Regions from separate parts of the Mus musculus genome. Here regions 2, 3, 4, 5 and 6 are each linked to region 1. The links are chromatin loops, found by intact Hi-C in ENCODE. Cell type or tissue: left cerebral cortex. All regions are shown on one strand.

Region 1 (5,000 bases):
CTAGAGGCAGAAACTGAAGCAGAGGCAGGCTATGGAGGAACTCTGCTTACTGGGCCCCTCCTCCTGCTTTGCTTAACCTGCTTTCTTACGCAACTTGGGACAACCTGCCATGAGCTGGGCCCATCCACAACAACCATTAGGCAAAAACAAACAAACAAACAAACAAAAAACCTCTACAAACTTACCAACAGACAACCTGGATGAGGCATTCTCTCAATTGAAGGCCTTCTTGCCTTTCAGGTACTCTAGCTTGCATCAAGTTGCCAAAAATAAATAAATAACAGTAACAAAACACAACCAGGATAGGTATATCCCTTTCAAAATAACTACCTTGAAAGTTACTTGTTCCTAAAAGACCAATTCACAATTATATGAATCAAAAGAAAAATATTTTTAAAACTTCAAAATGGTTTTAAGTAATGCAACATCATTGTTTAGATATGGAATGTGTATTTTTTTAAAAAAGAGAAAAAAAGGAAAGAAAGTGAGAAAACAAGTAGGGCATTGTGGTACACACCTGTAGACATGTGGAAGGCTGAGGTGGTGGTGGCTTGAGCCAGGAATTGAAGACAACCTGAGCAATATAGAGACTACTCTCCTTTAAAAACAAAACAGCAACCAAGAAACCAACAAAATAAATCAAAACGAAACTAGTATGAAACAAACAAAAAAGTCCAAATATATTCTTTTTTGGGGGAGCTGTCCTGGAACTCACTTTGTAGACCAGGCTAGCCTCGAACTTAGAAATCTGCCTGCCTCTGCCTCCCGAGTGCTGGGATTAAAGGCATACACCACCACGCCGGGCTCCAAATATATTCCTTAGGTTGTATAATTTTATGCTGAACACAAGCAGTATGTTTCCCATGTTTTCAAGTTAAGGCCAATCCGCATTTGAATCATTCTTCTAACTCAACACTTCTCTTCCTTTTTATTGTGATTCTCACATCAAGCTTGAAGGTAGTTTCAATTTATTGTAAAATAGGTTAAGAAAAAAGTTCCACGGAAGGGAAGAAATTGAGAGACCATATCCCGGTTCTTCACTCAGCACCTGAGGGTGCTGGATAGCACAGGAGAAAGGGAAACTGCAAAGATACAATGGGTCACTTAGTTCTTCCTAAAAGAAAAAGGCCAGGAATAAGGATTGTTCTACATAATAGACAGCACAGCATGGGCTCAAAAGTCACTACAGTCCTGCAGTCTTATCTCAGCCCTTAATACAGTATCTTATCACCTAAAAGTCATATTCATTGAGTGAATAAATTAAATAGAAATGTTTCCTGAGAGAAAGTACAAGATCTGAACATCCACTGTCTATAGTGATGGATAGGGGCTTAAAGGTATTTAGTACTGAAATTCTGTACTAGAGACTGTAAATTTGTGGTGGCACTGTACACCATAGTAAACGACGACTGCGTATAGTACTGCAATAGAAAATATAATGGGCAATGTTTCCAGACTTGTAGATTATCTGGGCAGAAAAGAGTTTTGTTGTAGATATTAAGAATGCTTGTGTTACTTAAATACAGTCTTTTAGACAATGAGGTATTTGGGGAAATCAAAAAATGCATTAGTTTATTGTAATAATACACAAAAAGACAGCACTCTAACTGAAATAATTATTCTGGGAAATCTGCCTGGATAATATTCCAGAAGCTTGGAAAGGGTCTAAGAACTGAAGTAATCCTATGTAGAAAAAGATGCTACAGGGGGGGGGGAATGTTGGATGAGAAATTATTATTAAATTAATTATAAAGCCATTGGGAACTGGAAAAAAATGGATGAGAAGGAGCACTGTTCTATTTTGCAATCGCTTGGCCCGATGGCGAGAGTCAGATAAAATTACAGCGTTCCCAACAGTGACTAAGGTGTCCAGCAATGGAGATTTTAGTGGAAGTGGCTTGTTACGACCTGAGGCTCTACTCCAGGCTTCTGCAACCGGCCCTGTTTGGGCTTCAGGAAGTGAGGGGAAAATTACTCCCCCAGAACAAGCTTCAGCCTATATTTGATAGTGCTGAAGACAGGACTCAGCAAACACTAGGTGACACTCGACACCCGGGCACTGATGGCGGGCGGGCGGGCGAGCGCCCCCGCTTCCTCACCTGGGAACACCTGACTCCTCTCTGAGAGATTCAGCCCTGGGAGGCTGGCACAGCCCATGCCCGATGACCGAGGCCAGAGAGGCCACAGGGGGCTGCGTGGTCACGTGGTCCCCGCCCCATTTCCCTCGGCCCTCGGTGGGCGGTTGGGTCCAGTCGGGAGGCCCTTACCCATGTGCTGCGTGTCCAACTGTACGGCCGGCATCTCCTTGAGAGGAATGTGGCCAGTCCCGCCGTCCCTGCAGCAGCGCAGGCAGCACCACGCCGACGCGGCCATGGCGTAGCTACACAGCCCCACCGCTCCGCCCGCGCCCGAGTGCTTCTGGGTCGCGGGAGCCTCGCAGCCCGCACAGCGACGCCAGGGCCGGGAGGCGAAGCGGAGACTGAGGCGAGGTCCCCCGGCGAAGGAGCGAGGACCGCCCGGAGGGGCGGGGCGGTGTCGGGAGGTGGGCGGGGCCAGCGGCCAGCCCAAGTCAAAGAGGGTGTGGCGGGTGGGCAGGGCGCTGTAGAGAGCCGAGCAGGGGCCCGGGCTTGACTGACTGAAAGAGGGCGGGGCCAGTGGCCTGACGCCTGGAAGAGGGCGGAGTTGGGGAAAAGGTCCGGGTTTCTGAAAGTGGGCGTGGCCAGTGGCCTGACTGACATGGGGTGGGCGTGGCGGCGTGCGCAGGCGTGCTGCGGCGTCCTCCCCTAGGCCCTGTGGCTGGCAGGTGAATGGTGGAGCTGAGAGTCGTCGGGATTCCCTGCGGCTGTGGTTGTTGCTGGTTTGACAGGGCCTTCTGTGCTGTTTATAGGGTCTGGAACTCCAGCCCTGACCGCCTCAGCCTCCGTAGTAGCTCCGTGCTGTGTCGGCGCGCTACTGGTAGCTGCCTGGGGCGGCTCCGCAGTGATTTTTAGGGATCGGCAGACCTCCTTTGGGCATGGAGCTAATAAAACGCCCGGGAGTTTTCCGTCGGAACTCTCCGGCTCTCCGCATCCTGCCACGCAGACTCCGAGGACCCGGTCTTTGGGTGTGCGGCGAGGCTCTTCGCATTTTCCATGCACCGGCGTTTATCATTGGGTTGATTGCTGCGTGGACCCAGGACTTGCAAGCAGTCACCCTTATGAGGGGACTACGGGAAGGGGTCGGGACAGGGCCGAAAGACGACTTTTTAAAAAGTCATTATTGTATATTCGTGCTCAGGACGTGCGTTCAGGCGCTCTCGTGCCACGGCAAGGTCTGAAGACAACTCTCAGAAATAGGTTTTCTTCCCCCTACCTTGGAGATCCGGGAATCGAACTCAGGTCTTCAGGCTTGCTTTCCGATCAGACAGTCTTACTCAGCTTTCTGGTGCACCAATGGTTCCTAGAAATGTGAAGGGAATGCCCTGAGAGAGGGTGAAGAGAAACTCAGCTCTTACGGGGGTCTGCTGCTTCCTATTACCATATCGAAGGAAGGCCCCAGTGGGGGTCACTTGTTATCTGTCTGTCGTTATCCCTCACACCCCATGGTGTCCCAACAGAATCTGGCTCAAACCTCTCTTCCAAGATAAGATTCCCACCCTGGAAGTTTTCTGGGTCTTCATCAAATCCTGGAAAACTGAACAAAAATTCCCAATTCTTTAGTAATGGTTTCCCATACATAACCTTTTAGTCACCTGAGTGTAAATATACTTTATTGAGATTTTTAGCCATAGGATGAGGGAAAAATTTCAGACTTTGGTTTCTTCTATTTATAAAAATATTTTTAGGGCTGGAGAGATGGCTCAGCAGTTAAGAGCACTGGCTATTCTTCCAGAGGTCCTGGGTTCAATGCCCAGCAACCACATGGCAGCTCACAACAACTGTCTGCAACTCCAGTTCCAGGGGATCTGACATCCTCAAACACCAATGCACATAAAATATAAACAAATACATAAATAAATATTATGATACTAAGGGAGATATCCAAGGCTTTTTTTTACTTTGAGACTTAGTTATTACAGAATTAATACCCAAAGTAATTGCTAAAATAATTTCAGACTATCCCCTCTCCCTCACTGCCTCTATATCTATTGAAGTACTCTTGATAATCCTCTCTTTCTCTCTCTCTCACTCTCTCTCTCTCTCACACACACACACACCACACGATAGACTTTTTGCAACATTTCAAGCTCAATACTGTCCCTACTTTATAGATGAAGAAATAGGTTAAATGACTGTGCAATTTCACAAAGGTAGAAAATATACAAAGTATGATACAAACCCCAGGGGTCCAACTCCAGCCCTTTATTTGCTTCACCACATCTTTTAGCATCTCAGATTTTAAAGTTTAAACTTAAAATTAAGGTTACAACCCTCTAAAAATATTCGGTTAAAAAATGCAAATTTGTGCTTCATTTTTTTTTGCATGTTTCATTAGTCTTCACATTAGCTAATCTGCTATAACATATGTAAATAAAATTTGTTTTATGTCCGACTTTCCAGGTAAAGATGGCAGAGCGCAGTTACAGCTTCTTGCTGACTACACTACATTCAGCCCATCTAGCAAGCTTGTCCAGATTGAATATGCTTTGGCTGCAGTAGCTGGAGGGGCCCCTTCAGTGGGAATTAAAGCTGCAAATGGCGTAGTATTAGCAACTGAGAAAAAAAGCAGAAATCCATCCTGTATGATGAAAGGAGTGTTCACAAGGTGGAGCCCATAACCAAACACATCGGTGTGGTGTATAGTGGCATGGGCCCCGATTACAGAGCACTTGTACACAGAGCCCGGAAACTTGCTCAGCAATACTACTTGTTTACCAAGATCCCATTCCCACAGCCCAGCTGGTACAGAGGGCAGCACCTGTGATGCAGGAGTACATGCAGGCAGGTGGTGTTCGTCCATTCAGTGTTTCTTTACTTATCTGTGGGTGGAATGAGAGACCACCGTCTTTATTTCAGTCAGAC
Region 2 (5,000 bases), 230 kb before region 1:
CATCCAGCAGGGAGGTGGGGTCCAGAGACCTCACAGAACTGTGATGCTCACAGACCCACCCCAAACCAAGATTAAACCCACAGAGCCCTCCACCAGCCTGGAAATGATGGGGATGGCTGTAAAGGAGCCGGTGTGGGGTATGAAGCGCCTGTCTCCCACTCCCTTCCTTCAGGGCTTTCCCTTCAGGTTCTGTGGGCCTCTAGTGGGGTTTCCTGGGACTGACACTTCTCCATCCAGTTGCGGGAAGTCCCACTTGTCTGACTCCTCAAAGGACAGACTCCTCAAAGAAGCTACCAAAGGGGGCTGGCAAGATGGCTCAGTGGGTAAAGTGCCTGTCCCAGAAGCATGGGAACGTGTTCGTGGATCCTCAGCACACCCACAGAAAGTGGCTTAACCAAAGCCGCGTGTTCTCCTAATGCTGAGCATCTCTCAGCCTGACCCCCAGATTTCCCTGTTCACATTTTCTGCTCTCTAACATGGCCCTCTCTGAAGGGCTGCTGGCTTTCCACCAATGGGTTCCAGCAACTTCTGTCCTAGCCCTGTGAACTCAGCATGCTTTCACTCCATGTTACTAAAATTCACTGTCCTATTGATTATCCCACAATTAAAACCTTATCCTCGCCGGGCAGTGGTGGCGCATGCCTTTGATACCAGCACTTGGGAGGCAGAGGCAGGCAGATTTCTGAGTTTGAGGCCAAGCCTGGTCTACAGAGTGAGTTCCAGGACAGCCAGGGCTACACAGAGAAACCTTGTCTCGAAAAACAAAAAACAAACAAGCAAACAAAACAAAACAAAACAAAAAAAAACCTTATCCTCATCCCTTTATATTTCCCCTCAACCTTATTTTCCTACCCTGGCATAAGAACTCAAGATCTTTGTCCGTTGGCTATTTTGGAGTGTATCCGTTGGATAGAAATGTAGAAGCCACCCAGGTATTTTGTAGAGAACACAAAGTGAGCAAGGTAGTCAATGGGACCCTTCAGGGCCTTCAACACATGATCACAGGCTCGTGCTTTCTCCCTATGGTCTGAGCAGGAAGAGGTAAACTCTTTCAGGATCAGGCCCGCTGTTTCATAAGCACTACCTATACTATATGGCATTTTGCCAACAGGTTGCTATCAGCTGGGATACATTGGCTGTCATCTGGAACTTCTTTGAGAAATGCCCTTGTCTTCAACCCTGGGCTCATTCACTTCTGGGAGGAAGGGAGGGTGTCAAATAAGTGTCTGTAACCTGCAGGGCTTTCTGGAGTCCCTCTTGATTACCACTGAGTCCTGGGTTTCAAGTCTCTCTCTCTCTCTCTCTCTCTTTTTTTTTTTTTTTTTTTGGTTTGGTTTGGTTTTTTGAGACAGGGTTTCTCTGTATAGCCCCGGCTGTCCTGGAACTCACTTTGTAGACCAGGCTGGCCTCGAACTCAGAAATCCACCTGACTCTGCCTCCCGAGTGCTGGGATTAAAGGCGTGTGCCACCACGCCTGGCTCTGGGTTTCAATTCTTAACTTAACAAACATGTCCGGCCCATCTGTGTTCGACTCTGGGTTCTGTGCATTCAGCTTTGAGTGCCTTGGAGGGCACAGAAGTTTCTCAGTCTTGCTGGTGTGTCTATACTTCAGGGCTACACAGCAGGAGTGGGAAGTGCCTGCCTGGGCCTAGCTTCTGCCTCTTGGTGCCCACAGAAGTGATGATGAAGGTGACTCCCCTGGGCCAGAACCCCATAAAGTCTCTGGGAGGTGGGTCCCCTCTTGGTCCCATCACCACCAGTTTCCATGAATGATGTCACTTGTGGTTATTCTTCAGGTATGGTTATGTTGGGGGAACCCAGCTGGGGGCAATGCAGGGACCCAGAGGGTCAGGCAAGGGGAAGGGGGCTCACATAATTGAGGATTCTCTCTCCTGGATTTAGGACTATCCCCTGGTCCTCTCCTGGCTGGAACAGAGAGTCGCTGACCCCTCACCCCTTTATGGTTGTTCTGAGATGTCCCCCTCTCTGGAAGACAATGATGATAGAATACACTCAGGGCCTGTTCCATAAATAACTGCTTGAGCTGAAGCAGGAAAGCCAGTCTAAGGAGGGTTTTTAACGTGCTCAGTCTCACAGGAGCACATGTTAAGCGCTGTACCAACCATTCCGGAGAAAGCTAAGAGGCAGGGGAGCACGCCTCTTGCAGAGCGAGCGGTTCCAATCCTCTTGCAGAGCGAGCGGTTCCAATCCAGTCTCACTGAGCACACAGCTAGGATCTAGCTCTGTGGCAGTGTAGCCGCAGATCCTCCCTCCCGTACCCATGGCACCAGGCAGACCTCTCAGCTTTCCTTGCCAAGTTCTTTGGTAGAATATGATAATCGTCTTTGGGGTTCATGGGATTAATGAGGGCTGGACAATACAGCGAACAGAAGTGCTTTGAAGAGGGACAGATCTGCGCTGGGCACTAACAACAGTCAGGCTTTCCTTGAATGCCTGCCAAGTTGGCATCCCAAATCCACTCCATTCTCTCTTCCACTTACTGCCTAACAAATGGAAAAGGCAAATGAACGGCGGCGGCGTGCGTGGCTTTTATCATGGACACCCTACACCCAAACCCAAGAGTGTTAGGGGAAGGGCCCATTGTCTGGAGATTTTTGAACTCAGACCTTGAAAGAACCGATGTCCTCGGAGCTCACTGTTCTACCCTCCCCCAGCCTTGCCCTAAAAACTCCAGATGCTAAAAATACCCTGGCCACCTGCTGCCCAGGGAGACAGTAAATCACGGGCCTTCTAGCACTAGAATCCCAGCCAGGCCTGGTTCAAGGTGGCCCCGGGCACAAACCCACGAGGTTAAGTTCACGTTTCTCCACCCAGGCTGCTACTAGCAGCTTTCCCTACTGCCCAGGAGGCTACAGGCAGAAGGGCCCAGAGCCAACGGGACCAGCTTGAACTTTCTGGAGCCAACGTGCCGAGTGGGTGAGGGGCAGTCTGGGAAAGGGCTGCTGGGGAAGGAGGCTCCAGGGAAAGGGAGCTGATGAGGCCACAAGAAGCAACTGCTTTACTGTATTAGAATACGGTCTGCACAACCACAAGTTGCCATACTGCGCTGTCTTGTTATTCGGAGGCCACCAGATGGCGCTGTTAACAAGGAACTCATGTATCTGTGGTGTGTGCTATTCCCTAGATGGGAAGAGAATTACTGGAGACAGCTCTTGCTTGACCTGGGCACACAGTGGCACATGGAGGAAATTTGCTACACACACACACACACACACACACACACACACACACACACACACACACACACACACCTCTAAACCAAAACACAGGCAAGAATGTCAAAGGTCAATTCACTTTCATTCTTAACACAGGACCACAGGCAAGAAATGAGAGGCAAATTAAATTTTAATGGACTTTTCAGCAAAAGGTTTCATCAACAAAGACAGTTGTGGGGACAAGTGCAGATTATATTTGAAAATTTGGGGATCCCTGAGAGTTTTCTAGAAAGCTATGTTATTACAGGTAACTGCTATCACACCAGTCAGTGGTGGCACATACCATTAATCCCAGCATACCAAAGGCAAAAACAGGCAGATACCTGAGTTCAAGGCCAGTCAGGTCTATAGAGTAGGTTCCAGGACAGCCAGGGCTACACAGAGAAGCCCTGTCTGGAAAACCAAACCAAACCAACCAACCAACCAACCAAAAACAATAATAAAAAGACAAACTGCTGTCAATCAGCTGCACGGTCCAATCAGTAAAATATAAAAACAGAGCAGTGCATAAGCTACAAGATAAGTGATGACGTTAAGGGCTACTCAAGTGTAATGAGTAGATCCACGTGATTGGAAATTACTTTGTGGTGGTTTGAATGAGAGTGGCCCCCCCTAGGCTCACGTGAGAATGCTTGGTCCCCAGTTGGTGGAACTGTTTGAAGGATTAGGAATGTGGGCTTGTTGGAAGAGGACTGACTGCCTTTAAGTTTTCAAAAGTCCAGGCTATTCTCAGTGTGTTCTTTCTTCTCTCTGCCTCACATAGACCACGGTGCAAGCTCTCAGCTACTGCCCCAGCACCATCCCTGCCTGCCTGCCTGCCTGCCTGCCTCCCACTATGTTTCCCACCATGATGATCATGAACCATGAGCCTCCAACTATAAGTTATATATAACTATATTATAACTTCCTTTATAAGTTACCTTGGTCATGGTGTTCTGTTATGCCGGGAGAAAAGTGACTAAGAAACACAGATCATCATCATCATCATCATCATTATTATTATTATTATTTGTGCATAGCTCACCTTCAACTGAGTGACTTTCAGATCTTTTATGTTCCTGGGGATGCATCTAATATTGTGTGTAATCCTTGCTGTTGGAGTAGAAAGACCACGTTTTTGTTGATGTTCCTGTTTTGGAGGCATGGTCCTGTTATTGTAGCCCAGTTGGCTCTGGACTGGAGCTTCCTCTGCCTCGGCCTTAGTTACCACCTTGCTGGGAGGTATACTTTTAAGTTGACTTTGACCTAATTCATGGGTGCTCTCACCCTGTGTCCCTCGGATTTCTTCCGGATAAACGACTTTTACACACAAATCTAGAATTCCAAGTACGCCCTGGGAAGGGTGTACAAAAATTACTATAGACCCCACTCAGGGCCATTTAAGTAACAGAGACACAGGCTCCAAGAAGTGGCCAAGGTACGGCTTCAGGGAGAGAAGGGATTGAACCAGGACCTAACTGCAGCACAATGGCCACACTGCAGCCTCTCTTCCAGAGTTGGAAAGAGGCCATTTAATACTTTCAAGTAACAGTCTACTTCCTCCAATCACACAAACATCTGAGGAAACTGGCTTCGAAAGTCAAGGATGATTGCTAGCAACTGTTGGGCTGCATCCTGCCTCATTGCTGGGGTGCCTAGAGCGGCTGGCATGCCACTTAGGGGAGGCAAAACAGTTTGCAATGGGGGGAGCCATGTTTTCCTGGGTGGGAAGCAGAGGCGTCTGGGATGGCTGCTGTGGCTCCCCGTCTCCTGTGTACACAGGCA
Region 3 (5,000 bases), 120 kb before region 1:
CAGAAATATGGCAATTCTGTATCAAAGTATTTTTTTCTCTTGTAAAGGACAGTGCCACATTTAACTCATAAGGATTAAATGAGGCATCAAACTCTTGGTATAGCAAACCAATATTTAGTTCTTTGTGTCTGCCACAAAGAATGACCATTTGAATGCCTATTTCATGTCCTAGTTGTACTGACTTGGAAATGAAATGCTGTCAATAAAATCAAACAGAATGGCTTGGCAACTCTACTGTCTTTTTCCTGTATTCACAAGCCACTTGTTACCTTCTACTAAGCAGCAACTATCTGCTGTGGGTCTATTACATGCAGAAGTTCTTATAGGTATCAGTAAACAAACAGGACACAATACTCAAGTGAATCATGACAAAAACTTACACCAACATTCAGGAAGGGAAGAATATACAAGCAATACCGGTATCCACATAAACTATTCAAGTTTTTGCTTACAGTAATAAAAGCCTCAAGAAAAATTACTGGTGGGCCAGGGTGTGGTGGCCCATGCCTGTAATCCCAGCACTTGGGAGATCAAGGCAGGATTTATTCTCTGTGCTTAACCAGCCTGCCATGCAGTAAGGCCCTGTCTCAAAAAGAAAACAAACAAAAGGCAAGAGAGATGAGACTACACACACACACAGAAAAATTACTGGTAAAAAGAGATCAAAACTAAGTCTTATCAAAAAAAAAAAAAAAAAAAAGACTGATGGCTGTTCCATTTGCTAGGTTTCACTTTTGTTTGGAAGTAATTTTCAAAAAGAAACTTACACGTGATCAGGACAGAGATGGAAGGCCTATAGTCTCACTCAAGTGGGAATTCCACAGATATTCCCCCAGGTTTTTTCCAATTCACACTTAACTGTGTAGCCCTGAAAAATGGCCCAGCTTCCTCTGCTTCTTAGCCAAACCAAACCCTGTATTTACTAACTAGCCTCTTACCAAAAACTATTGGACTATACAAATCATATTCCCTACTATTAGAATAGAGAAAAGGGGATGGGCTTAAAACTATTTCCCCCATCAAATCCAGAGGTTGGGTCCCAGTGAAGTTTGTGCTATTACACTTCATTGGTTTTAGTAGGAGCAGTGAGACCTCTAGCGCTACCTCAATAAGCAGAGTTTGCAAATAGTAGCTGCTAATGTCACCTTAATGAGACAATGGCAACATGCTGAGTAGCAGCAAACTGAGTGACCACAATGAATGTTTACAGTTTTGCAACCACTTGGAAAATCTACTAGCTTGGTGGCATGTGGTATATACAAGGACGTAGGAATCTTATGTATCCAATTTATTTCTGCAAAACAGGTGAAAGAAATTATTTTCCTATTATTCACACTTCGACTCCAAGACGAGCTTTAAAAAAACAAAAAACAAAACACAACAAACAAACAAAAAAAAAAACCCAAGATCAGAGGTCTGCACAACCTCCTTCCCAAAGCTTCAACACAATAGATGGTAAACTATTGTCCACCTTTAGCTCGCTCTAAATGCCAGCAGTCACAGGGGTATGAGCTGCAACAGCTCGGGAAGACTGGTCCAAAGGACCGCACTGGAATATAAGAAAATGGTCTTGGCGCATCCTACCCTCCCCCATCCACCACCCTCAAACAAGTCAGTTACCCGGCTGGTCCCCACCCCCCTCTGAGGGCTGCCACCGCCCGCCTGGGCCCGGCTCGCACAAGGTAAGCGCGGGGACCGAGGCTCCATGTGCGGCAGCGCGGGAGGCTGCACCGGCTGCGGACACGAGCGGCGGCGCGGCCCGGCCCCGGCGGTGCGGGTGGCACGCGGGCCGGCAGCATCCCGGTCCGTCCTCCCGCGCGGCCCGCGGACCCCGCCTCGGCTCCACATCCCTTCCCCTCCGACGCCAGGCCGCGCCCGCGCAGCGGGGCCGAGCGCTCAGTGGTCCCAGGTGCCGCGCTAGTCGCTCAGAGGGCGGCTGCTGCCCGGGCCGCGGCGCCCCGAGGCGGCGGCCAACTCCGACTGACCGCCAGCCGGCGAGAGCCAGCGGCCGCGGCCCCCGCCCCTCCCCTCCCAGCCGCCCGGCCCGGCCGGCCCCGGAGCACACTCGCCTCCACATCGCGGCCCTTGTTCTTGAAGCTCTTGATGCGGTGGTTCTCCAAGCCGGGGTTCTCGGCCATGGCTGCGCGCGGCTCCGGAGGCGTCTGCTCCTGCGGCGGCGGCGGCGAGTCGAGCGGGAGGGGACGAAGGGGGAGGAGCGCGCGCTCCGTGACGCCTGGAGCGCGAGGTGGCCGCGGCGCGGGGGCGGCGCTGAGGAGAGGCGCGCGCCGGAGAAGGCCAGGGCGCTGGCCTGCCGGCTGTCGCGGTGACCCTGCCCTCACCCCTTCGTAGGGCCTCCCCACAGCCGCTAGTCATGTGCTAGAAATGGAGCCCGACCTAGTCGCTTTTACCGCCACCGCTGAAGCGGGGCGGAGGGCGGAAACTACAGTTCCCAGCATGCCAGGCGCGGGTCTGAGCCACGCCGTGAGAGGACGAGAAGCATGCCGGGAGGGCTGTGCGCGCGCTTTCGGCTCGGCGCTCTCTGAGCGCGGGCTCGAAGCCCCACCTCTGGGCGGGGTGGTGGGCGGGGAAACTCTGGAGATGGCACCTTGCGGCCTATCGGGAGAGAGAGGCGGAGCTTCGGGGGCGCACCTTGCTCCCTACAGCTTGGAAAATTAGAAAAAGAACGGCCACGCGTGCTTTGCGCTTTTGGCTTCTTTAGGGTCTCCTCAAATAGCAGCCACCCTCAAACCCTGTTCTTTTGCTCTGCTTCGGTTTTATAAATAGCACGCTTGTTTCCACTCCACAAATACATGTGAGTGTGATGTGTGTGTTTATGCTTGCTTCTTGCACCTCTATTAAACTCAATGAGAACAGAGACATTGTTGGTCTCAAAAATCTGTCAGATCAAAACAGTAACTAGTAAATTCTCATTAAAAAAGAAAATGTGTTCTAGTATCCCCTGATTTCTCCAAGCATCCTTGTGCAGCCTTCACTTTGGCAGCCCTACCTTTCTATGACCCCATGCCTTAGTCCACCTTAACACACAATGTAACCTTCAGGCAGTTAATCAGACCCTAGGGCTGCAGACTCCAGACTGCCATCTCCCTTTAGCTTCTCATTGGAACAATAACAGGTTTTGGTTGATTTGGGTTGGTTGGTTGTTTTGTTTTTTGTTTTGCTTTTGTTTTTACAGCAGGTGGACTTTATTTGATTATTATCTGAGACTATTACATTTCAGAATTGTCTTAATTAGGGTTTCTATTGCTGTAAAGAGACACCATGATCATGGCAACTCTTATAAAGGAAAACATTTCATTGGAGCTGGTTTACAGTTCAGAGGTTCAGTCTATTATCATCATGGCAGGAAGCTTGGAGGTATGCAGGCAGACAGTGCTAGAGAAGGAGCTGCGAGTTCTACATCTTGGTCCGCAGGCAGCAGAAAGGGACTGTGCCCCAGGAGGGACCTAGCTTGAGCATAGGAGACCCAATGCCCACCCCATAGTGTCATATTTCCTCCTAATACTGCCACTCCCTATGGGCCAAGCAATCAAACACATGAGGCTAGGAGGCCATTCCTATTCAAACCACCACAAGAATCTTCTGCCAATATAAGCTTATGTGAAGTGTTATGCTACATACGATCAAAATAAGCCAGGTCAGAGTTTGGTAGAAATATACCATAAAGAACTCAGTTAAGACAATCTTCAGAAGAAGAGGAACCTGAAAGTCAAGAGCTGGCAGCTGAAAGACCAAGCTATCACCCAAATGTGTTTTGTGAGTGGCTGGTTATGGTCAATTGATAAGTACAGAAAAGGATTTAGACCATGTTTGCCCTACTGGAGTATGGTCTACTAATGCCAGAAGTGTTTTCTCGGGGAAAAAAAAAAACGAAAACAAAAAAAAAAAAACATAAACCTGCATTTTAGTCTCCGTATTTTATTTTATTTTTTGTTTGTTTGTTTGTTTGTTTTAACTATTTTAATTGTACTCCTTACCCACTTCAACCCCACCACACCACACCCCCTTTTCCTTTCTTTTTCTTTCATTCTTAAAATAAAATTCGTCCACATTTTTCACTGGACTTCAAGCCCTCAGTGATTCTGGTCTGACCACTCATTTGAAGGAGACAAAACAAAACAAAAAAGTACATAAAAAACCTCACCTGTCACTTGGCATAAGGATAATGGCTCAGTGTTCAGTGGTGGAACTTTTTGTTTGCCACTCTTAATTGCCTTGCTTGACTAAAAGAAAAATGTTCGCTGTTGCTCCACTTCGATTATAATTTGGCAGGTATTCCTTTGTTGGCTCACCTGATCCTCTCTGCCACTTCTCTTAGCATAGCATCACACAAGTAGGACCTTTCAGCGAGTGCTTCCTAAGTTCAAGACATCCCACTAATGCTAGAATTCCCAGGTAAACAGAACAGCATGGATGCTGCCTCCATCCCACTTCTTTCCCAAAAGAAACTAGTGATAAAGACGAGTAATGAGTCCAAAAGGGTGGCAGGCTTGAGAAAGAATCTCAGGGCTTATGCAAGATGACCTTTCTGACATGCCAACTGTGCAGGCTTCTAATGTTTGTGAGTCCCCAAGCAAGATAGCAAACGAAAGTCATGTTGAAGTACTTAAAATCTATGGAACAAGCTAACAAACTTGAATAAAAATGTGACTCCAGACGGACAAATGTACCTCCTTGTAAAGGGTTTAAATTTAAGTTTCCTGACTTCTTAAAGTTCTGTTTCAGAATGCCACCGTGTAGACCTGGATTCTGGCCCAGTCAGCAGCCTGAGAACAATGTCCCCTGTGGGCATTTAATCTTCACTGTCAACTAGCCTGGACTTAGAACACCTAGAAAATCCGTAAGGCACACCTCTGAGTGTGTCTGTGAGGATCTGTACAGAGAAGGGAAGACACATCTTGAACTGAAGATGGCATCTCACTGTCTGGGAGTCCCAGGAGGGAAAGGGGCAGAAGAGCAGCCGCCTAGCTCCTGTGTTTCCC
Region 4 (5,000 bases), 120 kb after region 1:
GTGTTCCCAGCCATTTGGGTTTTAGTTAATTCCAGGTGTAGTTAAGTTGACAACCAAGACTAGCCATCACACCAAGGTTGCAAGCATTCCGGCATATGGAAAAACTGCATGTGCAAATCTATAGGGTAGAGTTTGGTTGAGGTTGTTCCTCCTTCAGGGCTGCATTATGTCATCTGAAAGTGTTTACTTCAGTTCCTCTGGGCTGCCTCCATGGCAGCTGTGACATCACAGAGAAGTCAGAAGGTTTGGGGCCTGATAACAAAGTATGTTAATGTAATGCTAATGCTGTGTCCATTAAAAAAAAATCACTGCTGTATAAGAAACTTTAAAAAGTATTTTTTAAGAAGCTACTTCAAAAAAAAATCATCAAGTGATCTACAAAAGACTCATGTTTTCTCACTATATGGGTGTTTTTATTTTTTAAAGATTTTTGTTAGTTTTAATTATTTGTATTTGTGTGTGTGTGTGATTCGAGTGTGCACATATGTGCGTGCAGGTGCCACAGTGGCCAGAGGTACCAGGTGTCCCTGGAATCAGAGTCACAGGCAATTTTCCCAGCATGGGTGCTGAGAGGCAAACTCCAGTCTTTCGGAAGATCTATACGTGCTCTTAACAGCTGAGCCATCTCTCCACCCTGCAATGTACTTATTTTAAAATGTGTGTAGCATGAATGTATAGGGCTTTTGACTCGTAAATATAATTATGCAACTAGAAAAGTATTCTGAGTTGCCTTTAGGAGAATATTAATTATTAAAATAGCCCAGCCACTATTTTTATCTCTAAAAGAGAAGCATATTTAATCTAACATCAAAGATACATAAATAATAGAAGCTTAAGGCAAACTGTAAAAGATACCAGGTTATAAAGAACATTTTATTTACCTTGATATGAGTGTTATTTTTAGTTCTCTAGATATATTAAGCCAATCATTTACCTGGTAACTGTTGACTTAGCATTTACTGTGAAAATGGGAAAAGTACATGCAACTCTTATGCTTTCTTTTCCACTAAGAGTGGAAGTCTTTCCAGTCCCATTGTTTTTGAGACAGTCATAGTCTGTATTGCATGCTGGTCTTGAGATCACAGTAGTCCTCTTGCCTCAGCCTCCCGAGTGGATTACAGGCACTAAGCATCATGCCTGGCTCTTTTTGGTCTTATGAAGGAAGCAGCAGGTTTCTCTTTATTTTCAGGTAGCAGGACGGATGGCCTACAGAACTATAGCCATGCACCAAGGATTAGAGCCATGGAGGACTACAGCCATACACTAAGGACACTATTTCTTTACTTAGCCTTGTCCTTTAAAGCCTCCTCCTGCTCTAGACTTGCACTAAGTGTGAGTGTTCCTTGGAGTTCTGGCTAACTAGACAGCCTCCCGGTCCTCTTAGCCTCCCCCATGGCTTTAGCTACCACTTATATTTTAGTGACTTCAGAGATCCAGACTTTACACCAACCTCCCTGGGAAAGGTTCCCCCATAGTGTAAAAAATGTGTTTACCCCGAGGTCCACACCTTCTTACTCACCCAAAGACAAGACTGTGCATCCCTTGACCTCAAACAGCTAATGACTTCTCTTGGGTACATGGCAGGTGGTTCTAGCAGGTTCTATCTTAGCTCACAATCCTTTTACATCCCATCTCTAAGCCTCCCAGATCCTCACAAGGCCTATGTGACCAATTGTCACATCTATCAGACATCTTCTGGAGGTTTTCCCTTCTTGCAGGTTTTGAGCTGAGGCATCACAAAGCAGAGAAACCCTTTGAAATCCTGTGCTACATTTTCTGTTTACTTGTAGGAGGAAAAAAAAAACCAACCACCACCCATTGCTTTTTTTTTCCCCTCAAAGCATATCTGTTCATCCTAAAAGGCTAAAAAAATAAAAATGCCCATTCAGGTACAAATACAAATTCCTCAGCATGGTTATTCTGAATCATGAAGGCCCTGACCATCTGTCCAGCTTCCCTCTTACCCCTTTTCAACTCCCACCCAGCACCCGTACCAGTACGCACATCTATCTTGCAGGCCCCAGTGTGTGTACTCTGTAGTCTTTTGGACACTTTTATTCTTAGCTGACCTAACCACTCAGGAAGTCACCATCTTTCTTTCAAGAGACACCCCAGGTGACACTACCTATGGAAAGCTACAGCGGCTAGGAGAGCTCACTCAACTCTTCCCACCCGACAGACAACCTCACAATCTTTCTCATAGCATATGCCTCTTGGATTTCTAAAGTGGAGGCTGAAGGAATGTGGGAATGTGAAAATTAAAATCATAACACCCCAACAAGCAATAACGTACTAGTGGCACATTTACACACTAGGGAAGAAAAGCACACGTTTTTGTTGTACTTTCTTGGAAGAAATTGGGTGATAAACATAAAATTCCCACCAGACCAGACTTTTGACACTAGATAAATATCACACATCCCTTCCTGTTACAGAATATAGTGCAGGGACTTTGCCAGCATTTAGTTTCCCCTTTTATCATTCTAATATGGGCATTCTATGTTGCAGGTGTCTAGGAGAGTCAGTAACCTACACCGAAAAGCCAGTTAATGGTCATGACAGTCCCCAAATTCTCCATTTACTCCGGGAAATGTTCCACTTTCACTGTTCTAAGTCTTCTCCTTACAACACAGATTCTAAGAACCAAGTATTTTTCTTTCCTAAGACTTTAAATTGTTGCTTCTTAGTAGAGATCTTTGCTATAATAGGGCGGACCGATCCTATCGAAGCGTATTTCCCCGCTCTTAACTCATCTACCTATAAATAGCGCCGCTCACCGAGCTGAGTCACCAAAACCCAGAGTTTACTCAAAATAGCTCTTAAGGACTGCTGGAATTGAGTCGCTCCAGTGGTGACAGATTGACCACACACCCATCAAGCTGGGCCACGGACCAGAGCCATAGAACTGGCTCCTAACCACCAGGCGCCCAGAGGGCTAGTCAGGCGAGTAAGACCCTAGTCGCTGGGATCTCGAAGTCTGGACTCAGGAACCAGCTAGTGGCCAGACTCCGCCTTGACGGAACAGAGTCCTCCCCGCCCTTTTGGAGCTGGGAGCCGCGGGGGGCCCGGCACCCGGCACCGCCCTCGCCCACTGCTCACACAATGGGGCGCGTCGAGGGGCGGCCCGGCTTGAGCTTCAGACCTAGCCCTCATTGCCTAACTCCCGGTTGTTGCCAAAGCACCTGATGACCTCAGACTATTGCCCACCCTCAGGAGGGTGCAGAAGCTTGGGAGCAGCAGCCCTGGGGGGGGTGGGGGGGGGGAGAAAACGGAAGTGCCACCCCCTGCAGGCAGGGTGGTGACGTCACCCTACCGCCAGCCTGTAGCGGGGGTGGTTGCCCATCACGTGATCCACGCCCCTCAGAATCCCGCGCGCGCGCTCCCTCCCCCCCCTTTTCAACTAGACTCCCACCTCTCCCGCCTCCTCTCCCCAACTTTCGCCCTCCCTGCTCCCTCACCGCTGTCAACAGCGCCAGCTCCGCCCTCCCCAACGGCGAAGCAGCGGGCTCCTGAGTTCAGGTCCTTGCTCCCTGAGCGCAGGGTGCCCCCCTCCCACCCTGTCCCCAAATTTAGGCGCTCAGGGTGCGTGGGCCTCGGGGGTGCAGTGGCGGCGGCGACAATTCTCCACTCATTCCTCCCACCGTGGACCAGGCGGACTCTGCAGGTCTGCGTTCAAAGGGGACCGAGAGACGCGCACGGCCTCCGGGGAGCCCCCTCCTCTCACCCTGCGGCCCGCCTGCTCTGCCAGCTCCGTCTCCCGTGGGGGCCACGCGCAGATCTCCTCCTGGAGCCCCTCACTCTCTTCGCTCCGTGCACGCCGGGGTTACAGCTTTGCTTTTTTTTTTTTTTTTTCCTTCTGTCGCTGCTGCTCCTCGTTCTATTTCCTTACCGCCCCCCGCCCCCGCCCCGGTTCCCTTCTAAAAGTGGAGGCTGGAGGAGGGAGAAAAGCAGCCTAGAGTCGAAAGGGGCGGTGCGCACTGACCTGTCAGCGACGGAGGAAGACCCCCGGTCTGGGCGAGCTCTCCAGCCAGTGGGGGCACTGGAGCGCAGGGCTCGAGCGGAGCGGCGGCTGCGCTCGACCAGGTGTCCCCTAGGCCGGTCTGCGCCGCCCCCTCCCTCGGCGCCGCGCTCTCCGCCCCAACATCGGGGACCAGGGAACCCCCCAGCTCGATTTTTTGTGCAGTTTCAGCAAAGCTCCGAGGAAGTTGGTCCTTTTGTTCCACTATTTATAGATTGCGTCAACATTGCGAAAAGAAGAAGGCGGAGCGGTGGCCCCTCCCCCGCCCCTCGGCCCGCTCCCAGGAGAGAAAAGCCCCAGCACACGACCTAAGTACACAGCGCGCCAGCCGCCCGCCCCCGGGCCTCCTGCTCGCCACTTCCCCCTCCCCCCGCCCGGGCCCGAGCGCTGCCAACCCCGTCACGTGCCCTCTCGGGAAAACCAGCTCCCCGGGGCTGTGCGCCGCCCGCCTGGTTCCGTGGCAGCGGCCTCCGCCCTGCGGCGCTCCCCTGCTCCTGGCTGGGGTCGCCGGCCCGGGTGGTGTGCACGACCTGGGGACCCGCACTCTGACCACTCGACGGGGGGTGGGGGGGGGGAATTTCTCCCGGACCCGAGCCTTGCGCGCGGAGTGGCCCCGAGCGTGCCGTTCGCTCGCTCGCTCGGGCGTCTCTACCTCCCTCCGTCTCTGGGAGCGCCACCGCCCTACTTGCAGAGAGCGCGCGCGTTTGGGCCTCGCTTTGGAGCCCACGGCCTGGACAAGTCCCTGTGCCCCCTACGTGCGGCGGCTCCCGCAGGCGTCCGCTTGCTAGGCCTCGCTCCCCCGGCCAACGGGCGTGAGGGGTGCGGGGGTGGCTCGCAGCAGCTCCCAGGCAAAAGCGCTGGGCGCGGGAAGCGCGGGGCGGACGCTCTGGATCCGCAGGTGCAGCTAGCTTCACGCTAGCTTCCTTCTCGCTTTCCCAGCTGCTTAAAGCCCCAGGCATTTGCGCATCCGACTCCTTGACAA
Region 5 (5,000 bases), 700 kb after region 1:
GAAATTTTATTAACTGTAGTGATTTCTGTGTCTGCAGTCATACTAGCCATTCCCATCCCTAATTACGCCTGCACAGATCGAACTAAGTACAGAGACTTGAAGAGGTTAGGATCTTGTCTAAAAGAGACTCTGTAACCCAGATGTGATTACACAACTGCAGTCCTTGTGACAGGCAGAGCAAAGGGTCACACCAAGTTCAAGGCCAGCCTGGCCTACCTAATACATTCCTGGCCAACTAGGGCTATATAACAAGAGTCTACTAAGAAAAATAATCAATTGATGATTGATTGATTGTTGATTGCTTGGTTGATTGATTAATGATTGGTCAGTTGATTGATTGGAAATGAACTCTAAAATGACTGCTACATATAGTCTTCTTTTGGTACTAGTGTAAAGGGAATTAAAATATTTTCTATGGACACTTTTGACTTGGGGACAATAGTTGAATAATGTTATCCTCAGAAGTTATGGCAACAAGCTTTCTCCTCTTTGCTGGACTTGGAGACTTTTACTACATGATAGCTGTCTGCTGGGCTATCTTCGTTCTCTCTAAGGCAATGGATGGTGTTACAGATGGCCCACTCCTGTGTGGCTGAAACACTGTGTTTCCACTGTTGGATTGTTCGTGTGTGTGTGTGTGTGTGTGTGTGTGTGTGTGCAGCTTATCAACATGTCAAGAGCTCTGAGAGTCAGTAAGAGTAGTTTGGGTGTCTGTTGTTTTGTCTTTGGGGGTTGTTTTAGGTTTAGTTTAGGTTTTTGGTTTTTTCCTGAAGGAGACAGAATGACAGGGGGACAATGAAGGCTCCAGACACAAGGTGTCATTTGGGCCAGGTTTGAAGAATAAATCATGTTTCACCAAGTGGGGAGGATGTCTACCTGGGGTTGACACATTGTGGGGAGTGCACGGGGGAAGTGTGGTGTATGGAAAGTAGAAAGCGTAACAGCACAGGACAGAAGCTAGTGGCATGAAAAGGACAGAGAGGTGGCATCTGGTAGTCACAGCAGGTGGCACTCAGACCCAAGAGCACCATGAAGAGTGCTTAGCCTGTATGACTGCGTGTAAAAAGAAGTTTAAAAACCTTCAAAAGTGTTCAAGGGAAAACTTGAAACCAAGAAAGCACTCCTCTTGCTGTTGGAAAGTTTCCTTGCTTTCAAAAGAGATTAGGAAAAAATGAGGAAAAACAAACAAACAAACAAACAAACCAACCAACCAAAGAGATTAGACACTCTGGACTATGGGTCCCTTCCCATTACGTGTAATTTTAATGTACTAATTGCAACCTACTCTTCTTAAACTGTCCTTGGGTGAAGAAAGGGCATTGAGCATGAAGAACATAGCCACTAGCAGAATCTTTCAAGCAGGGCAAACACACTGTGCATCTCCTGCAAACGAAGCGCTTCAGCAGTGGACAGTAAAGCAGCCAGGCTGAATAAACCACCCAGAGCCTTAAGCGTTTAGTTTGGAAAACACTCCACTCGGTTCTTTGTACTCTCACATCCTTGCATTATGGAAAGTGGGCGTGTGGTTCTTGAGGAGGTGAGGAGAGAGCCATCAATGGTATTGATAACTCTTTGTTTCCTACTGCCTGAGATTCTCCTAATAACCTGATAGATAATTCTGCAGCAAGCAGCCTGGGGCCCTGCAACTCCCTACCTGTGTGAGGTTAGCAGGGAAAAGGCTTAGGAAATGATTGCTAGCAAGCTAAACCGTGGGGGTGACTCAATTTAACATGAATGTTTGGGGAGGCACTACAACTTTCTAGAAATAAGAATTCTGTATTAGGGAGGGTTCTCTAGAGAAACAATAAGATACAATTGATCAAATAAGATAGATAGATAGATAGATAGATAGATAGATAGATAGATAGATAGATAGATAGATATGGGATTTGTTAGAGTGACTTATAGGCTGGGGTCTGGCTGTTCCAACAATGGTTGTCTCCTAAGAGAAAGCCCAAGAGTCCAATGGTTGTTCTGTCCATGAGGCGGGACGGCACAGATGGTCTTTAATATCCACCAGAACACTGAAGAAGTAGGTTCTAATGCCAGTGAAGGGTTGAACTTGCCAGCAAAAGTGAGAGCAAGGATGCAAACAACAAGAACTTTCTTCTTCCAAGTCCTCTGTACAGGCTACCAGCAGAAGGTGTGGCCCAGATTTAAGGTTGGGTCCTCCCACTTCGAATGATCCAATCAAATACATCCTTCACCTAGTAGCTTGAGTTTGGGTTAATTACAGATGTAGTCAAGTTGGCAACCAAGAGAAACCATCAAATATTTGTTCCCTGAGATACATATCACTTGCAAGAAGACCCTTTTACCCTTGCTTTTTAAAATTCCCATCCCTGGGCCAGCCAGATGGCTCTGTGGGTAAAGGTGCTTGTCACTAAGCCTCATGATTTGCATCCAACCCCTCTCAACTCCTTCAGCTCACAGGAGGGAAAGTAAGCACTTATTGCTGTCTTTTGACTTCCACACTCAGGCACATGTACATGTGCGTGTATACACACACACACACATACACACACACACACCACTAAATAAATAGGTAGGTAGGTAAGTAGGTAAAAGATAGTTATTTGGATAGATAGATAGATAGATAGATAGATAGATAGATAGATAGATAGATAGATAGATAGAAAACAAATATTAAAACCCCACAGCTAACGAGATCAGCTTGTTCAGCAGAGACCAGGTAGCCCCCACTTTATACAGCATCTTTTCCCCATCCATCCACCTGCTCCCACTCCCAATCTTACATCATTCCAGCATGTCAACCTTCAGCATTGTGTCTATAAGCCTGTATTTTCCAACTTTGTGTAGCCCTTTTCTGTCTTGTTTTATGGGGAAGGAGATAGAAGGCTGTGTGCTGCCCTGCTGACATGATTAGTTCAAATGAGATCGGTGACTCAACACTGCCCTCTTCTGGTTGGTACGGAAACATCTCATCCCTTTTACTCGACTTCAGCCATATAAGGTGGGCAGAGTCCACAGAGCAGGGTTGGGGTGGGGGTGGGATTAATCAATGCACTGTGGATTGAAATTTAGAATGACTATTAATCCATCTCCCAGTGGATGCATATGTAGTTTCTGGAAAACTCTGATCGAGCATTAAATTCTGATACCTTCTTGTAATGGTTCAGACTTCATGTGGCTTCATTGTCCTTACAGCAATTTTGGAAGCACAAGGTTGAATTCACAGTGATCCAAGAAGTATAGATCCTTCCGTTCCTCCAGTGGTGGCTACTCAACTTCCAACTGATTTACAGTTACTTTTTAAATCTTGAATTCCAAGATTTAATGAAGTTGCCATTGCAACTTCATTTTCAACTAGTATGTTAATAATTGCACCTCCAAGCCAAGCTTGTAGTAGTTAGTGTCTTGACTGTCAGTCAATAGACAGACAAGTAAGGCCTAGTGTGACCAGAGCCCCTGGGGACCCACTGTGAGGGGCAGTCGGGATTGGGAACCAGCGAGGGTTTCCCGGAGAGGTTCAGGGCAAGGTCAGCAAAGAAGATTGTACACACACACACACACACACACACACACACACACACACACACACACTGTAATCTCAACACTCAGAAGCCTGAGACAGGAGGATGGCCAGCCTCTGCCACAGGGCAAAACTCTGAAGAGAAAACAAGCAAGCAATACTCAAGAACAACTAGCACAGCTTATCACTGGAAAGCATTCTCCATTTTGGTCCGCTAGACACAGAACATCAGAGACAATTAAGAGGGGCTGATGGGGCAATTAAGCAGATGCTAGAGCTGTGAGGAAAACTCAGGCCCAAACCAACTCTCAGATGTCAAACCCTTGATCTGAGTGAAGTGTTTGTGTTTGGGAAAGGACGTCATTTATGTCAATGGCTGAGCTGTTATTTTACACAGAAGATAATACCGGGATTTGCTGTGTTTTTTTTCTTAAATTAAATAAAATAATCGCAATATATGTGTTTGCTTCTCCAACACCTTTTAAAATATATTTAAATGTTTTAACTTCTGAATAGGTAATACATATTTGAGTACTAACTGTAAAAAAATGAAGGGTTTACACAACTCCAAGTTACAAATTACAAATGGGTCCTTCCAGGTGTATTTGATATATGTGTGTGTGTGTGTGTGTGTGTATGTACATGTAATTTTGCATTTTATTTACCTATTTCTTGTTCATTTCCCCCTATAACAATATAATGTACATCTTTCATCTTGTGACCTCAAATATTTCCCCATTCACTTTTGTTTCATAGTGACCTTGTCCTGTATGTGCTGTGAAATCTATTTGACCTGTCCTCTATTGATAATATTAAGCAGTATTTATTTAATAAATAACAACTCAGTAATTTGTTGATAACGTAAACCATTTGCAAGCATATCATAAGAAAATTTCTAGACTTGGAAGTACTAGGTAAGAGATGTGTTCACTGGTCACCTGGATAGATACTGACACCCACTGAGCTACATCCCAGACACCAGCAGATAAGATGACCCCCACCCCCACCCTGTAACCCCTGGGCTCAGCTTATTATAAAATGGATTGGTCTCTGTCAATCTGCAGTGAAATTATTTTCTACTAGATTAACGTGAAACTCTCACTTTTAGTGAATACTAGACATTTTTCCTTGTTATTAGATTGTTAGATTTTTCCCTACAGATTTCTATATTTGGATATTTGAATATTTTATATTAATATGTGGCTGGCACAAGTTATGATTTACAATAAATATAAACGGCATACTGGATTTCTTATACAAACAATGGAAATAGTTCAGTTGTGGTATTGCATATCACTTGTTGATCGGAAAATAGATCTGTTTAGCAAAACACAAAATATTATTCAAATGAATTTCACCTTATTACCCCTTAACCTGACTACAGTGCTAGAGAATTTGTAGAGTGACAACTGTTTTGCAGTTATCTTTACTGGGTAGCACAGTTTCAACCACAAGTTTCAATTCTTTGTCAACTTTGTTAAATTGTTTTATATTTATAATTTCGAAT
Region 6 (5,000 bases), 900 kb after region 1:
GATGGTAGGTCTCAGGAACTTGGTGGAAATTAGGCTTTCTGATTTTCTAATAAATTTTAGCATCTCACATAAGAAGCACGAGCTCATTTTCATTCTGATGTTAAGTACCATATGGCCCATCATCCAAGGAACGTGGCAGCTTCATACCCAGAGTGATGTGGAAGGGAGGAGCGTCCCTATGAGGCCAGTGTGTATAAACCAATCGGATTCCAGGGTGAATGCCTTTTGATAATAATATTGTATATGGCAGAGGACTAATTATCCCTCTTTTATGGTATGTGTTAATTTTCTCTGCCAGTTTCCCTAATTACAACTGCCACCCAAAGGACTACTCTTTGTAAATACTCTGTAAACATTTGAAAAGACACAGACAGCGTGTGCATGAGGAAGGCTGTCCCTGGCTTTCGAAGCTGTCTGCAAGATTAGCTGGCATCTCGTAGGTTTTTCAGATGCATTAGCAGCTGGGGAGGACTTGTTACTGTATGGGAAGACACCCCTCCGTTCCCATGACATCACGGGCTTCCCTGTATATTCTGGGATCATTGTTTTGAGAGACCAGTTTTTTGGCTTTTTGGGGGGTTGAGAGGGTTTTATTATTTTGTTTTGTTGTTTTGTTTGTTTGTGACTTCCTTTGTTGCTCTGAAGTGAATAGTCTCACAAATTACGGCAAACATATATGCTAGCATAACTCATACCCAGATATAAATGGAGTGTCTGCATTGTCCAGCAAGTTCCCTTGGTGCCCCTATTCAGCCACCCCCAACCTCTCCCACTGCGCTCCTCACTGTACCTGTAGATGGGTTCGCTTGCTCCTAAACTCCGCTCGCAGAGGCTCATACAGCACACCGTCTGCTGTGTCTGACATTTTAACTTTTAGCGTATACTCAGCACACAACACTTCAGACATCACCATCCTTTCAATTAGACAGGTGTTTGTAAATACAACCTCATCACACACACACACACTTCTGATTACATGTAAGCTGACCCAGCAAGACAGACTTAGCATCCTGTGCGATGAGAAACAAGCTTTCATTGTTTAGAGGATACCACATGCTTAAATAAGCTTTAGCTATTGGTTAAGGAAGCAATGCTGGACAAGGCATCTCGCAGGGGCAAGGATCTGCGCGGGCGGAGAAGTCCCACCCTTCTCTGGTTTGACTGACTGTTTTCCCTTTGCATCTGTGTAGCATTGTACGCTATCTGATTGACTCCCCTGGCGTGGCTAACATCTCACTGACAGGTGGCTAAGTGGGGATAAGTGGGCTAAAGGTAAGGCTGGGGTAAAAGCCAGGCTTTCCAGCCAGTCACCATGGGACTGGCTATTGGCCTTGCCATTTGGAACACTGGGGAGGGAAACTGTTCTCCATAGTAGACTGAGCAACAGGGCAAGACCCTGTCTTTAAAAACAAAACAAAATGAAACAAGAGTGTCGGGAGAGCAGCGTTGTGATTGGTGCTTGTAATCTCTAGGACAGCTGAGGCAGGGGAATGGGGAGCTCAAGGCAGTAAGACCCGTTCTCAGAAACAAACAATAATTATTAATAATGATGATAATGATAAATACAGTCTGAAACAAAGGCTCCACATTTCTTCCAGACCTATCTCAATAGTTATTAATTCAGCATGCAAAAGTCAGAGGAGCCAATCCCAGAAGACAGTCCATCCCCCTAAACAGCCACAGCGGACAGCCGTGCTTTAGACCCATCACAACAGCTACGGAAATCATTTGCTTTTAACCACACGCTGCGCAGTACTGGGTCCCGCACATTCCTCCTGGTTTAGGATAAATCACACAAAACTGCTGGGTTTTCACCAGTGGGTGTGAGCAATGTCATTAGATTCTACGTAATTTCCTTTCCTCCTTACTGTGACCCTGTAAAGTTGGTCCTCTTACCATTAACTCCCTCGAAAGACAAAACAGTGGTGCAGAGAAACCAGAGGTTTTCTTGTAGCTGCCACACTGCAGCAGCTTAGTGAATCAAGTGATATCCCTTTTCTAGGAAAGTCAATAATACTTGACTCTTTCAAAAATAAATGAGATGGATGGATGGATGGATAGATGGTAGATAGATAGATAGATAGATAGATAGATAGATAGATAGATAAAAGCTCTCTCAATCAGGTACACTGGAAGATGGAGTTTTGATTTGCATGTGGACCGGGACTTGGGCACTTACTCCTTTCATTTCGCATCAGCGCCTTCGCTTGGGATCCAGAAAGCCAGAAAAAACATAGGCTTTTTCCACAGTGAGGACGTTCACCCACGAGCCCAGCTCGCCTCCAGGCGGCGTGAACCTGCTCTACCTCATCCTCTCTTCAACTTGCTTTTTAAAATTTCAGTCGGTGGCCGACCAGGAATTGTTGGACGCGAAGCGCCATCGTGTGGCCAAAGTTATGTATACCTACAGATCCTAGTAAGGTAAGGGCGATTGATGTTCATAAATCTAAAAGCATTGTGATGTGCAGGGGCTCATTTGAGACCAAATTCAGTCTCTTTCGAGTTTAATTGAATCTGATTTACTTGATAAAGAAGAAATCAGGTGACCTGATTGCAAACAGGTCACACTGTACTTTGCAAACAACTGGTTGGCACTTGAATGCAGATGCTTTGAAAACCTGAAAAATGTTAGCTGCAATAGTGACCACGCCCACTGTGCCTCAGCTGCTGCTGTGAGGACTCCTGCTTCTGCTCAGACCTGATTCTACATCGGGAGCTAGATCCAGGAGCATCATCTACAGACAGGGAGGTGGCGGTCCGGGAGGGGACAGGCCTGTGACTTTGGGGGTGGGGTGGGGTATTTTCATCACAGTGTCTTCCTGAAAGTGATTTTCTTAAATCATTCTTCTTCCAGCAGCGCTTAGAAAAGCATTCTTAGAAAGTTTCTTCCACTACTGTTTTAAGTGTGTGACAAAATGAATAGCCTAGGTGATAATTAATATGCCTTCATTATAACCAGCTAATGATGACTATGGGCCCTGCACTCTGACAGGCAGTGATCATCTAATTATCACCTCAGCACTCTAAGTTAGAACGTTACAGCTGTGCATGTGAGGTGCACTGACGTTCCAGCATCATTACAGAACAGAGAGTCTGAGTCCAGCCTGGGTCTTATCTCAGGCAGACAGCGAGGCCAATGATGCCAGGCATGTTGGCACACATCTTTAACCACATCTTTAAGGCAGAGGCAGGATCTCTCTGAGTTCTAGGCCAACCTACTCTGTGCATTGCATTCTACACCTATCAGCTACATAATGAGGCTGTCTATAAAAGGGGGAGAGAGGCTAGAGGGATGCCTCCACTCACTGTCCTAGCATAGGAACCAGGTTTTAGAGCTAGCAGCTACATTAGGTGGCTCACAACTATTTCTATCCCCAGCTCCAGGGGGATCCGGTGTCCTCTGCCTCCCTAGGCACCTGCAGACACAAGGTCCACATAAACTCATGCACACACACACACACATGTATGTATAAACACATACGTATTTTAATTGAAAATAACAGAGCTAGGCATAATGGTTCAAAGTCATAATCTAAACTATTAGGAGATCGTAATGATAATAATTGTAATAACAACAACAATAGTAAAGTATCATGATTATACTAGCTTCATATTTGGGATAAATAAGACCTTACGTGTCCTCAGCACACCCACAATGCTAACTGCTTGCTTTTCATTCATCTCTCACATCCATCTTGCTCTTCTGCTCCAGGATTCACCGCAGTCCGTGTCGGGCATCTCTGATCACTCTGCTCGGCATTCGCGTCTCATGAATGAATTTAAGCTCTGAGTTGCTTCGATCCTGCCTCACAGCCTCCGGCACAGAGCATGCGCAATACAGCCTGTCTTAGTTAGGGTTTTATTTCTGTGAACAGACACCATGACCAAGGCAAGTCTTATAAAAAGCAACATTTAATTGGGGCTGCTTACAGGTTCAGAGGTTCAGTCCATTATCATCAAGGTGGGAGCACGGCAGCATCCAGGCAGGCATGGTGCAGGAGGAGCTGAGAGTTCTACGTCTTCATCCAAAGGCTGCTAGTGGAAGACTGACTTCCAGACAACTAGGGTGAGGATCTTATACCCACACTCACAGTGACACAGCCATTCCAACCAGGTCACACCTATTCCAACAAGGCCATACCTCCAGATGGTGCCACTCCCTGGTCCAAGGATATACAAACCATCACACAGCCTTAGCCCGAATCCCTCTCTTTTCCCCAGACTCTTTACACAGTGATGCCCCTTGCTGTCTCCAGACCTTATCTGAGTTCTTCACTTTGTTCATTCAGACCAACTGTCCATCAAGCCATCTACAAGGTGTGATTAGTGAGGTTCCAAGCACTGCGGACAGTAGCCCAGGCTACGTTCTCCCTCTTGCAGGTCCAAGTGAAGTGGGGCGTGTTGGTGTGTGAGTGGACGAACTCAGGTTAGGTCGCTGTGAGCACAACCAGAGGACACCTGCTGGTGAGCTAGAGAGTGGCGCTCACTGGTGTGACTGCAAGCTAACCATGGAGAACGAGAGGAGAGAGGAGACCGGTAGAGTCAGAAAACTTGCTCCAGCCAGCCTTCTGCGACTAACTCAGACTTTCCTGTGACAAGTCTTTGGTGACATCTTGTGATACTGGACGCGTATGGTTGAAAAATGAATTCTCCCCCATCCCCCAAAGATGCTCACTTAACCCCAGAACCTAGGAGCAGTACCTTGCCCGACAATAGAGACCCTGATTATTTGGTTAAATGAAAGATTTTTGAGATGGATTGAGTATCCTGAATTATCCAAATGGGAGGGACTGATATCATTGCAAATGTCCTTATAAAGAGAAGGCAGAGGTCAGCTGGAACTCTGAGGAAGCAAGAGGCTGGGGTCATGCAAGGAAAGGCCACTAGCCAAGGAATGCCAGCATCCCCAGAGGCTAGGGAGGGTTTCAGAAGGAACAAGCCCTACCGTCTCTTAACTAATATGGCTGATTTGGGTTTCCCACTTCCAAACTTTAAGGTAA

What was found. A loop is a pair of places that touch in the nucleus more often than their neighbours do. Peaks named below come from ENCODE experiments on the same cell type or tissue, not always from the same donor. Only the 100,000 strongest peaks of a DNase experiment are listed, where the experiment ranks them.
Region 2: a loop joins it to region 1, with 2.9 times the contacts of the local background. A loop is called at or near these places in 3 of 42 quality-filtered maps.
Region 3: a loop joins it to region 1, with 7 times the contacts of the local background. A loop is called at or near these places in 6 of 42 quality-filtered maps.
Region 4: it touches region 1 in a loop (2.5-fold over the local background); 4 of 42 quality-filtered maps call a loop at or near these places.
Region 5: it touches region 1 in a loop (2.4-fold over the local background); 3 of 42 quality-filtered maps call a loop at or near these places.
Region 6: it touches region 1 in a loop (3-fold over the local background); 11 of 42 quality-filtered maps call a loop at or near these places.

Annotation. Positions count from the first base shown.
Region 1 is chr14:61,554,254-61,559,253 of GRCm38, forward strand. Spryd7 (SPRY domain containing 7) reads right to left here and starts at 2,633. Exons shown (of 5, transcript NM_025697.4): 1 at 2,268-2,633. The coding sequence starts at 2,373. It also overlaps the pseudogene Gm4118. In left cerebral cortex, CTCF peaks have their summits at 2,012 and 2,694; DNase peaks (open chromatin) are centred at 2,682 and 3,397; H3K4me3 peaks cover 2,340 bases; H3K27ac peaks cover 1,464 bases.
Region 2 is chr14:61,328,394-61,333,393 of GRCm38, forward strand. No RefSeq gene overlaps it. Among named protein-coding and RNA genes, the nearest start is that of Gm25716, 12 kb to the right of the region's middle. In left cerebral cortex, CTCF peaks have their summits at 225 and 3,051 (motif pointing right); DNase peaks (open chromatin) are centred at 1,058, 2,393 and 3,015; H3K4me3 peaks cover 361 bases; H3K27ac peaks cover 1,197 bases.
Region 3 is chr14:61,437,654-61,442,653 of GRCm38, forward strand. It overlaps Kpna3 (karyopherin (importin) alpha 3), which reads right to left and starts at 2,294. Exons shown (of 17, transcript NM_008466.5): 1 at 2,070-2,294. The coding sequence starts at 2,138. In left cerebral cortex, CTCF peaks have their summits at 1,103, 2,438 and 2,640; DNase peaks (open chromatin) are centred at 1,013, 1,659, 1,901 and 2,452; H3K4me3 peaks cover 2,151 bases; H3K27ac peaks cover 1,565 bases.
Region 4 is chr14:61,678,128-61,683,127 of GRCm38, forward strand. It overlaps Dleu2 (deleted in lymphocytic leukemia, 2), which reads right to left and starts at 4,246. Exons shown (of 7, transcript NR_028264.1): 1 at 3,983-4,246. In left cerebral cortex, CTCF peaks have their summits at 2,986 and 4,020; DNase peaks (open chromatin) are centred at 2,199, 2,472, 2,928, 3,356 and 2 more places; H3K4me3 peaks cover 2,896 bases; H3K27ac peaks cover 2,868 bases.
Region 5 is chr14:62,249,288-62,254,287 of GRCm38, forward strand. No RefSeq gene overlaps it. Among named protein-coding and RNA genes, the nearest start is that of Dleu7, 41 kb to the right of the region's middle. In left cerebral cortex, CTCF peaks have their summits at 2,919 (motif pointing left) and 3,123; a DNase peak (open chromatin) is centred at 2,898.
Region 6 is chr14:62,455,286-62,460,285 of GRCm38, forward strand. Gucy1b2 (guanylate cyclase 1, soluble, beta 2) reads right to left here and starts at 1,004. Exons shown (of 17, transcript NM_172810.3): 1 at 791-1,004. The coding sequence starts at 913. Gm41172 (a long non-coding RNA gene) reads left to right here and starts at 1,182. Exons shown (of 3, transcript XR_874685.1): 1 at 1,182-1,272; 2 at 2,343-2,421; 3 at 3,713-3,895. In left cerebral cortex, CTCF peaks have their summits at 2,355 (motif pointing left) and 4,491; DNase peaks (open chromatin) are centred at 204, 875, 1,118, 1,818 and 2 more places; H3K4me3 peaks cover 1,764 bases.